Linked DNA regions of Homo sapiens: region 2 is linked to region 1. Evidence: read pairs that join two places in POLR2A ChIA-PET (ENCODE). Cell type or tissue: GM12878. All regions are shown on one strand.

What was found. Peaks named below come from ENCODE experiments on the same cell type or tissue, not always from the same donor. Only the 100,000 strongest peaks of a DNase experiment are listed, where the experiment ranks them.
Region 2: POLR2A ChIA-PET joins it to region 1 with 7 read pairs; 2 of 35 experiments call an interaction of 5 or more read pairs at or near these places.

What each region holds. Positions count from the first base shown.
Region 1 is chr3:73,024,796-73,028,795 of GRCh38, forward strand. The region is part of intron 2 of PPP4R2 (protein phosphatase 4 regulatory subunit 2); the gene reads left to right. It also overlaps the pseudogene RNU7-19P. Among named protein-coding and RNA genes, the nearest start is that of PPP4R2, 30 kb to the left of the region's middle. RefSeq lists enhancers at 3,480-3,980, 3,981-4,000. In GM12878, no CTCF peak of the experiment used is centred here; no DNase peak of the experiment used is centred here.
Region 2 is chr3:73,078,779-73,082,778 of GRCh38, forward strand. It overlaps LOC124906349 (small nucleolar RNA U13), which reads left to right and starts at 3,209; the gene lies at 3,209-3,312. RefSeq lists an enhancer at 2,076-2,135. In GM12878, no CTCF peak of the experiment used is centred here; a DNase peak (open chromatin) is centred at 2,056.

The DNA.
Region 1 (4,000 bases):
TGCTTCCAAGCAGCACAACTGATTGTGGTTCACGTAAGCCCAAAAGAAAACTAGAAAAGAAGGGAAAGAAATATTTATTAGAAGGATATTGAAATAACACTTAGAAACAAGGGTTGAGCTACACTACCAAGCCAAAGGGTATGAGGATGGAGCCCAGGGACCTCAGCAGCAGAAGTTGTTAGACTTGTTCTTCAGGTTCTAGCAAAGGACTGAGTTCCAGTCTTGGTGTCTTCCATATTTCACATTTTTGGAGGAAAATAATCTGATTGGCCTGGCCCTGGTCAGGTGGGGTGATGAGAGAAACAGAGCTGGCTACTGGAGGCCCATCCTTGTGTATTCAGTACCTTTTAAAGAAAATGGGAACCATGAGCTGGGGAGCTGACTCATTAGTATGTGCTATAACCAGCATATATGTGTATACAGTACCTGCAATTCATCATATTGGTAAAATATGTTAAAATTATTATCTTAAAACTGTTGTGAAGGTTATAATGGCAACTTACTGTGTCAGTGGGAATCACCTTCTGACCTTTAAGGGTCCAGATAAATTTAGCACTGACCCTTGTTCTATTATTGTGAGACGTTTATTGTTCTTACTAAGATCTTTGAATTGTTGAAATGCTTATATTTCTTGATACTGTAGCTTCTGTTAGCCTAGTATCATGGAACCTCATCTTTATAAGGAAAAAAAGACGTAGAACTGGTGATTATGGTCTGGGGAAGAATATAATAGTTGCTTTAAGGAAGTTATAAACAAAGTGCTTTGGGAGCAGTAACTTAAAAAGTTTATTTCTGACAAGGAATATTTAGCAGTGCATCATGGTGCAAGGAGGCATTTCAACTTAGTCTGGGCAGAGGGAACAGTGAGCAAAGGAATAGTAAAGTTCAGAGCTGTGGAGGAAGAATTAGGATAGATTAGAAAGGGTCTTGCTAATGCATAGAATTTTGGCTTTAGAAAGACATTAGAAATTAATGAAGGCTTTTGAGCAGAGAAAAGATAAATCAGAGCTTTGCCTTGGAGAAATTGAGTCTAATTCAAAGGAATTAGGGAAATCACTCAGGAGATGATTATGGTATTTAAGCTAGAGGAGATGAGAATTTGTAATGGTGCAGCATTAGTGGGAATGAACATGAGGGTTCACAGACAACATTAGGTTATGGATCTGTAGATAATATCTGTTCATCATTCTCACCTTGCCTGGGTTTTTATAGGTTTCCTAACTTGATTTTGCTTGCCCTTTCTAGTCTTGTCTAATATATGCTATTAGTAGTAGTCATGCTACAATATAAGTATGTTATTCCCATGATTAAAATCTTTCTGCACCTTCTCCCTTGCTCAAGTTAAAGTTCTTATGAGATTTAAGGCATAAATAAATAATTGTAGCTCTATTTAATTTGATATTTTTCTATTTGTTCCCTGTGTTTTTCTTTTCTCCTAAATTACTCAATTCTCTAGTAAATTCGTACTGCCTCGTCCCAGTGACTTTGTACATATTGTTCCCTTTGCTGGAACAAAGACCTTACTTTTCCTTTGTGTACATTTTTTCTCCCTCTTCTGTGTTGCTCTTGACTTTGTGCTCATTTTAAAAGATACATGCAAGGGGTCATCTCTTCTAGAAAACCTCCATTGACCCTGAATTAGATGTGACTCAGCCCACTTCTATCATCATATATAAAATTTGCCGTGCCATTATTTTTTGTTTAGAGTGAGTTCCCTGAGGACAACTAAATTCTTTATATATCTTTTCTTACCACATAATAGCTTAGGGATGCATATTTGCATTAAATGTTTTTTGGCCTATACCGAGCTTATACAGCCCGCAGGCTGCATGCAGCCCAGGGCAGCTTTGAATGTGACCCAACACAAATTCATAAACTTTCTTGAAACATTATGAGATTTTTGCGATTTTTTTTTAAAAAAAGCACATCAGCTATCATTAGTGTTAGTGTTAGTGTATTTTATGTGCAGCCTAAGACAATTTCTCTTCCAGTGTGACCCAGGGAAGCCAAAACATTGGACAATCCTGGCCTATACTGTTCCTGTAACTAGATGTCATGATGTAATTAGAGTATGGATTCTGAAGCCATAAAGCCTGGGTTGAAATCCCAGCCCTGTTACTTATTACCTGTGCAATTATGGGCAGTTTATTTAACCTGTTTCGAAGTTGTCTTATTGATAATAAAATGCGGAGAGTAGTACCACCCAACTCATACATATGCTTCTGAAGATTGAGTTAATATGTCCAAAGTGCTTAGAACAGTACCTGGCATTTGTGATTATGTATGTGCTTGCTATTTTTATTATGCATTACAGTTCAAATATGAATCTATTCCCCTGTTTTTTTGTTTTTGAGACAGAGTCTTGCTCTGTCACCAGGTTGGTGTGCAGTGGCATGATCTCAGCTCACTGAACCTCCACCTCCCAGGTTGAAGCTCTTCCCCTGCCTCAGCCTCCCAAGTAGCTGGGACTACAGGCGTGCGCCACCATTGCCTGGCTAATTTTTTGCATTTTAGTAGAGACGGGGTTTCACCATGTTGGCCAGGGTGATCTCAATCTCCTGACCTCATGATCCGCCAGCCTTGGCCTCCTAAAGTGCTGGGATTACAGGCGTGAGCCCCGCTCCCAGCTATTCCCCTATTAATTGCCAAAGCAGTTCTACACATAATTCCCAGATCTGCTTGGAAGGTGGCATTTTTTCTACCTGATTTGTTTTTTCTACTGTAGATGGTTTGTAGACATTATTCCCACAGAGTGGGCTTCAGGATATTCATTTATTCAATCACCAGATAATTATTGAGTGCCTACTATTTGCCAGACTTTGTATTTGTTTTATATATATGAATAAATTCTTGGTACTTGTGAGGTGTGTGTGTGTGTGTGTGTGTGTGTTTGTGTGTGTGAATAAATATGTGAGCAGACAGTAGATAAATAAATTATATATTATGTTACTGGATAGTAAGGGCAATGCAAAAATAAGAAAAAGGGTAAGGGAAATGAGGGTTAAGAGTGGAGAATGTTACAGCTCTTTTAGAATTTGTCTAGTAGGCTTTCTGGGAGGTCTTTACCAGAAAGCCTCCCCACCGCTCCCCTCAAACTCCCATGTTAAAAAAAACTTTTTTTTTTTTTTATGAGTGAATAGGTAGTTGGATTTTTTTTTTTTTTTTAAGAGACGGGGTGGGCTGGGCACTAGTGAGTCACGCCTCTAATTCCAGCACTTTAGGAGGCTGAGGCAGGTGGATCACCTGAGGTCAGGAGTTTGAGACCAGCCTGGCCAACATGGTGAAACCTCATCTCTACTAAAAATACAAAAATTAGCCAGGCGTGGTGGCACACGCCTGTCATCCTAGCTACTCAGGAAGCTGAGGCAGGAGAATAGCTTGAACCCAGGAGGTGGAGGTTGCAGTGAGCTGAGATCACACCACCATATTCCAGCCTGGGTGTCAGAGCAAGACTCCGTCTCAAAAAAAAAAAAAAAAAAAGACGGGGTCTTACTCAGCCTCCCAAAGGCTGGGATTACAGGTGTGAGCCACCATGCCTGGCCCAGGTAGTTGGAATTTTAAATAAGATGGTCAGGGGAAGTCTCATTTAGAAGGTGACATTTGATCGAGGCCCAAGAATAAGGGAGTCAGCCGTGCAATATATAGAAGATAAATCCAGGTAGAAGACTTTTTTTGTTTTTGAGATGGAGTCTCGCTCTTCCACCAGGCTCGAGTGCAGTGGTGCAATCTGTGCCTCCTGGTTTCAAGCAATTCCCCTGCCTCAGCCTCCCGAGTAGCTGGGACTACAGATGCGCGCCACCATGCCCAGCTAATTGTTGTATTTTTGGTAGAGACGGAGTTTCACCATGTTGACCAGGATGGTTTGATCTCCTGACCTCGTGATCCGCCCGCCTAGGCCTCCCAAAGTGCTGGGATTACAGGCACTTTTGTGAGCCACTGCGCCCGGCCAAGGTAGAAGAATCTTTCAGTGCAAAAGCCTTAAGTAGGACTAGTGTGTCTA
Region 2 (4,000 bases), 54 kb after region 1:
CTGGGATTACATGCGTGAGCCACCATTTCCGGCCTCATAATACATTTTAAAATTAATTGTGGAAGAATTTGCATCTTCAGGATGTTGAATCTCTCTAACCAAAGACATGGTATACCTTTTTATTCAAGTTAACTTTTGTGACTTCAAAAATGTTTAAATTTCCTCATGGAGGTTTGCATATTTCTTGTTCAATTTGTTCCTGAGTGCTTTATCTATTTTATTTTCTAGTTCAGGGATCATCAGCAAACTACAGCCCGTGGGACCACTGCCTGTTTTCTTATGGCCTGTGAAGTAAGAATAGTTTTTATATTTTAATGATTGGAAAAAACACAAAGAAAAGTAGTATTTTGTGACTTGTGTAAAAATTACTTGAAATTCAAATGTCAGTATCCATAATGACGTTTTATTGGAATGCAGCCACTGCCATTTCTTTATGTATTGTCTGTGGCTCCTTTCTTGCTAGGACTGCAGTAGAGCTGTGACCATGTGGCCCACAGAGCCTGAAATATTTACTATTTGTGCCTTGATGGAAAAGTTTACTGGCCTCTGTTCTTTTTTTATTTTTTATTTATTTTTTATTTTTTGAGATGGCGTCTCTGTCGCCCAGGCTGGAGTGCAGTGGTATGATCTCAGCTCACTGCAACCTCCCACTCCCGGACTCAAGCAATCCTCCCACCTCAGCCTCCCGAGTAGCTGGGACTACAGGAGTGCACCACCACTACTGGCTAATTTTTTATATTTTTAGTAGAGATGGGGTTTCGCCATGTTGCCCAGGCTGGTCTTGAATTCCTGGGCTCATGGGGTCTGCCCACCTCGGCCTTCCAAAGTGCTGGGATTACAAGTGTGAGCCACCGCACCCAGTGATCTCTAAGTAGTGGTTTTTGTTTGTTTGTTTGTTTTTGAGACGGAGTCTTGCTCTATCACCAGGCTGGAGTGTAGTGGCGCGATCTCGGCTCACTGCAACCTCCGACTCCCTGGTTTAAGCGATTCTCCTGCCTCAGCCTCTTGAGTAGCTGGGATTACAGGTATGCACCACCAGGCCCAGATAATTTTTGTATTTTTAGTAGAGATGGGATTTCACCATGTTGGCCAGGATGGTCTCCATCTCCTGACCTCGTGATCTGCCCACCTCGGCCTCCCAAAATGCTGGGATTACAGGTGTGAGCCACTGCGCCTGGCCAGTAGTGGTTATTTTCATGTGTATTTCCGTCCTCCAAATTTACAGTCACTCATAACTAGCTTGGTCCTACTTTTGAAAATTCAGAATGCAACTGAAGAGGTTGAGGGAAAATTAGCAGAAAAACAGTCTTGAAGGGCTGCTGCCAATAATTGAAATGCCTAGAATGTTCTCAATGGAGAAATGACCTTTCATACTCTTAATGACCGATTTCAAGTCTGCTCTTCCAAGGCAAAATTTGCGTTCTTCCTTTAAATGGGATGGTTTGTTTGTGAGAGGTACAAAATCTTCTTTGGGAAAAGGAGGGAAAGATTCAAACTCCCTAGCCACGTGACCTATTCACTGAAGAGAAATGACAGCACGACCCCTTGAAGCTACCATCCCACCACGGTTTGCGTCGGAGTGTGCATGAACCAGATGCCTTGAGTGGAGTCAGCGTTCCCATCCTGGGAGGGCCAGCTGTCTGCGCTTTCTGTCAAGACCTGCCCAACCTGCTGCTGCCTTTGTGAAAGCCTTCTGTGGCTGACAGCTGCTCCTCGTGTATTTATTCCTGAAGACATTTCCTCATGTATCCTACCTGAAGACATTTCCCCTCCCCTCCACCTTCTACTTCTCATTCCATTTATGACAACTCGTGTAAGTTTGTAATAAGACTTACTTCCATGGTCGTTTGTATGAAGAAATCCGAAAAACATTATTTTTCCAGTTTTTGTCTCCGAACGCCATAGGCCCTTCAGTGTTGTGGTTTACGCATCTTGCTGCGAATGCAGGGCCACCATCACTCAGCACCACTCCCAGGACTGACGTTTCACTGAAAATGTCTCAGAAACTAAGAGCAATGGGGGGAATTTTGCACAAAACGAAAGTGATGGTGCAGTGTGTGGGCAGATCATTATTCTGAGATTGTCTTTCCTCCTCTTTTGGCAGGTTTTGTGGGGTTTTTTTTTTTCTTTTTCATTTTGTTTTTTTTTGAGACAAGCTCCCTGTCATCCAGGATGGAATGCAGTGGTGCAATCTTGGCTCACTGCAACCTCCTCCTCCCAGGTTCAAGTGATCCTCCCACCTCAGCCTCCTGAGTAGCTGGGACCACAGGCACCCACCACCACGTCTGGCTAATTTTTTTTTTTGTATTTTTAGTAGAGATGGGGTTTTGCTATGTTGGCCAGGCTGGTCTTGAACTCCTGGCTTCAAGAGATCTGCCTGCCTCGGCCTACCCAAGTGTTGCGATTACAGGCATCTGTGCCCGGCCTTGGCAGTGTTCAAATACCCTTTCTTTTAGGAAATGATAGGGGTAATAGGTGAGAGTTGCTGGTAGTGTTTTAGTGTCTTTAACCGGCAAAGGAAAACACTGAAAACTCTTGGCTGGGTCCCTTGATAGACCAATGATTGATGTCCCAAAGCCATTATCTGTCACTCTCCACTTGCCTAGTTTTTTTTTTTTTTTTTTTTCTGACAGGGTCTCACTCTGTCGTCCAGGCGGGAGTGCAGTGGTGCCATCTTGACTCACTGCAATCTCCGCCTCCCGGGCTCAAATGATTCACCCACCCCAGCCTCCTGGTAGCTGGGATTACAGACATGCACCACCATGCCCAGCTAATTTTTGTATTTTTGATAAAGATGCGATTTTGTCATGTTGGCCAGGCTGGTCTCAAGTGATCCGCCTGCCTCAGCCTCCCAAAGTGCTGGAATTACAGGCGTGAGACACCGCGCCTGGCCATTGCCTACCTTTTCTATAAAGGGTGGAAAGGCGACCTGCTGGCCACCCAGCTTCCTAGGAATAGCCCTGTGATACAGCCCTGGCCGACAAGATGAAAGCAGAAGTCCGGAGTGATGTTTTCTTGCTGGGAGAAAGTTCTGCGCCCTTGGCCCCTTTACCTTTTCCCTTCTCTGACCTCTTCTTCCTACAAGGAACTCAGACTCAGGTCTTGAAGTGAACAGCTGCTTTCTATCTCTGAGGAGACTAGCCTGAGGATGAAAGCATGAAGCTTGGCAGAGCAAAACCCAGAAATGTGCTCGTTAATAAAATCCAGGATCCTTTTATAGTTCATAAGTGTGATGATTGGGTTTTCACGCTCGTATGTGAGATGTGCCTCCCTCAGACTTTGTTACGATGTTGGCACATTCCCCGTTTGATGTGAAAAAAGAAAAGTAAAATGAAGAAGGTATCCAAAATCAAACTGTATATAAAGTGATGAATTTGCCAAAAGGTCTTTTACACGTGTTGGACACAGACTCTTGTGGTCAGTACAAACCCAAAATTAGAATTTGTGGATGTGATTCTTCCAGTGAATGCTTGAGGTATCTGTTATCTTTTTAAAACTCCTGTATTATTTATGGAGAAAGACTTTTTGAAAGCAGGTAGTGGGTCTTGAGTTTCCCTCTTCCACCCTCTCCTTGACCAAACATGGCACTCCAAGCAGGCTTGGATGTTCTGTGCAACTCATGTCATTCAGTTGCTTTATGAAGTATTTTGAAGATGCTTTTATTTCAGCCATTGATCTGACATTGATGTCAACAAAGTCTAAAAGCAGGTCCTTGACAACATCTTGGTCCCTATGGTAGCAATGTCTGGGGCAAATGGCAATGATGGAGGTGTTATAATCATTTTCATAAATTTATTTGAGTTAAAAGCTATTGAAAGCTTTCCTGGTATCTCTTGAGGAACTTCAAAGGGGACCCAATTGGTAATCCTTAATAACACAGAGACATTTCTTTTAAAATTGACACCAGAGAGTGGCACTTCTCAAGTCGTACAGCTGGGGATGTGAAATAAAAGGTCATTAGTGGAGCCATTTTGGCATTTTATGCACCAGGTGATTTAGA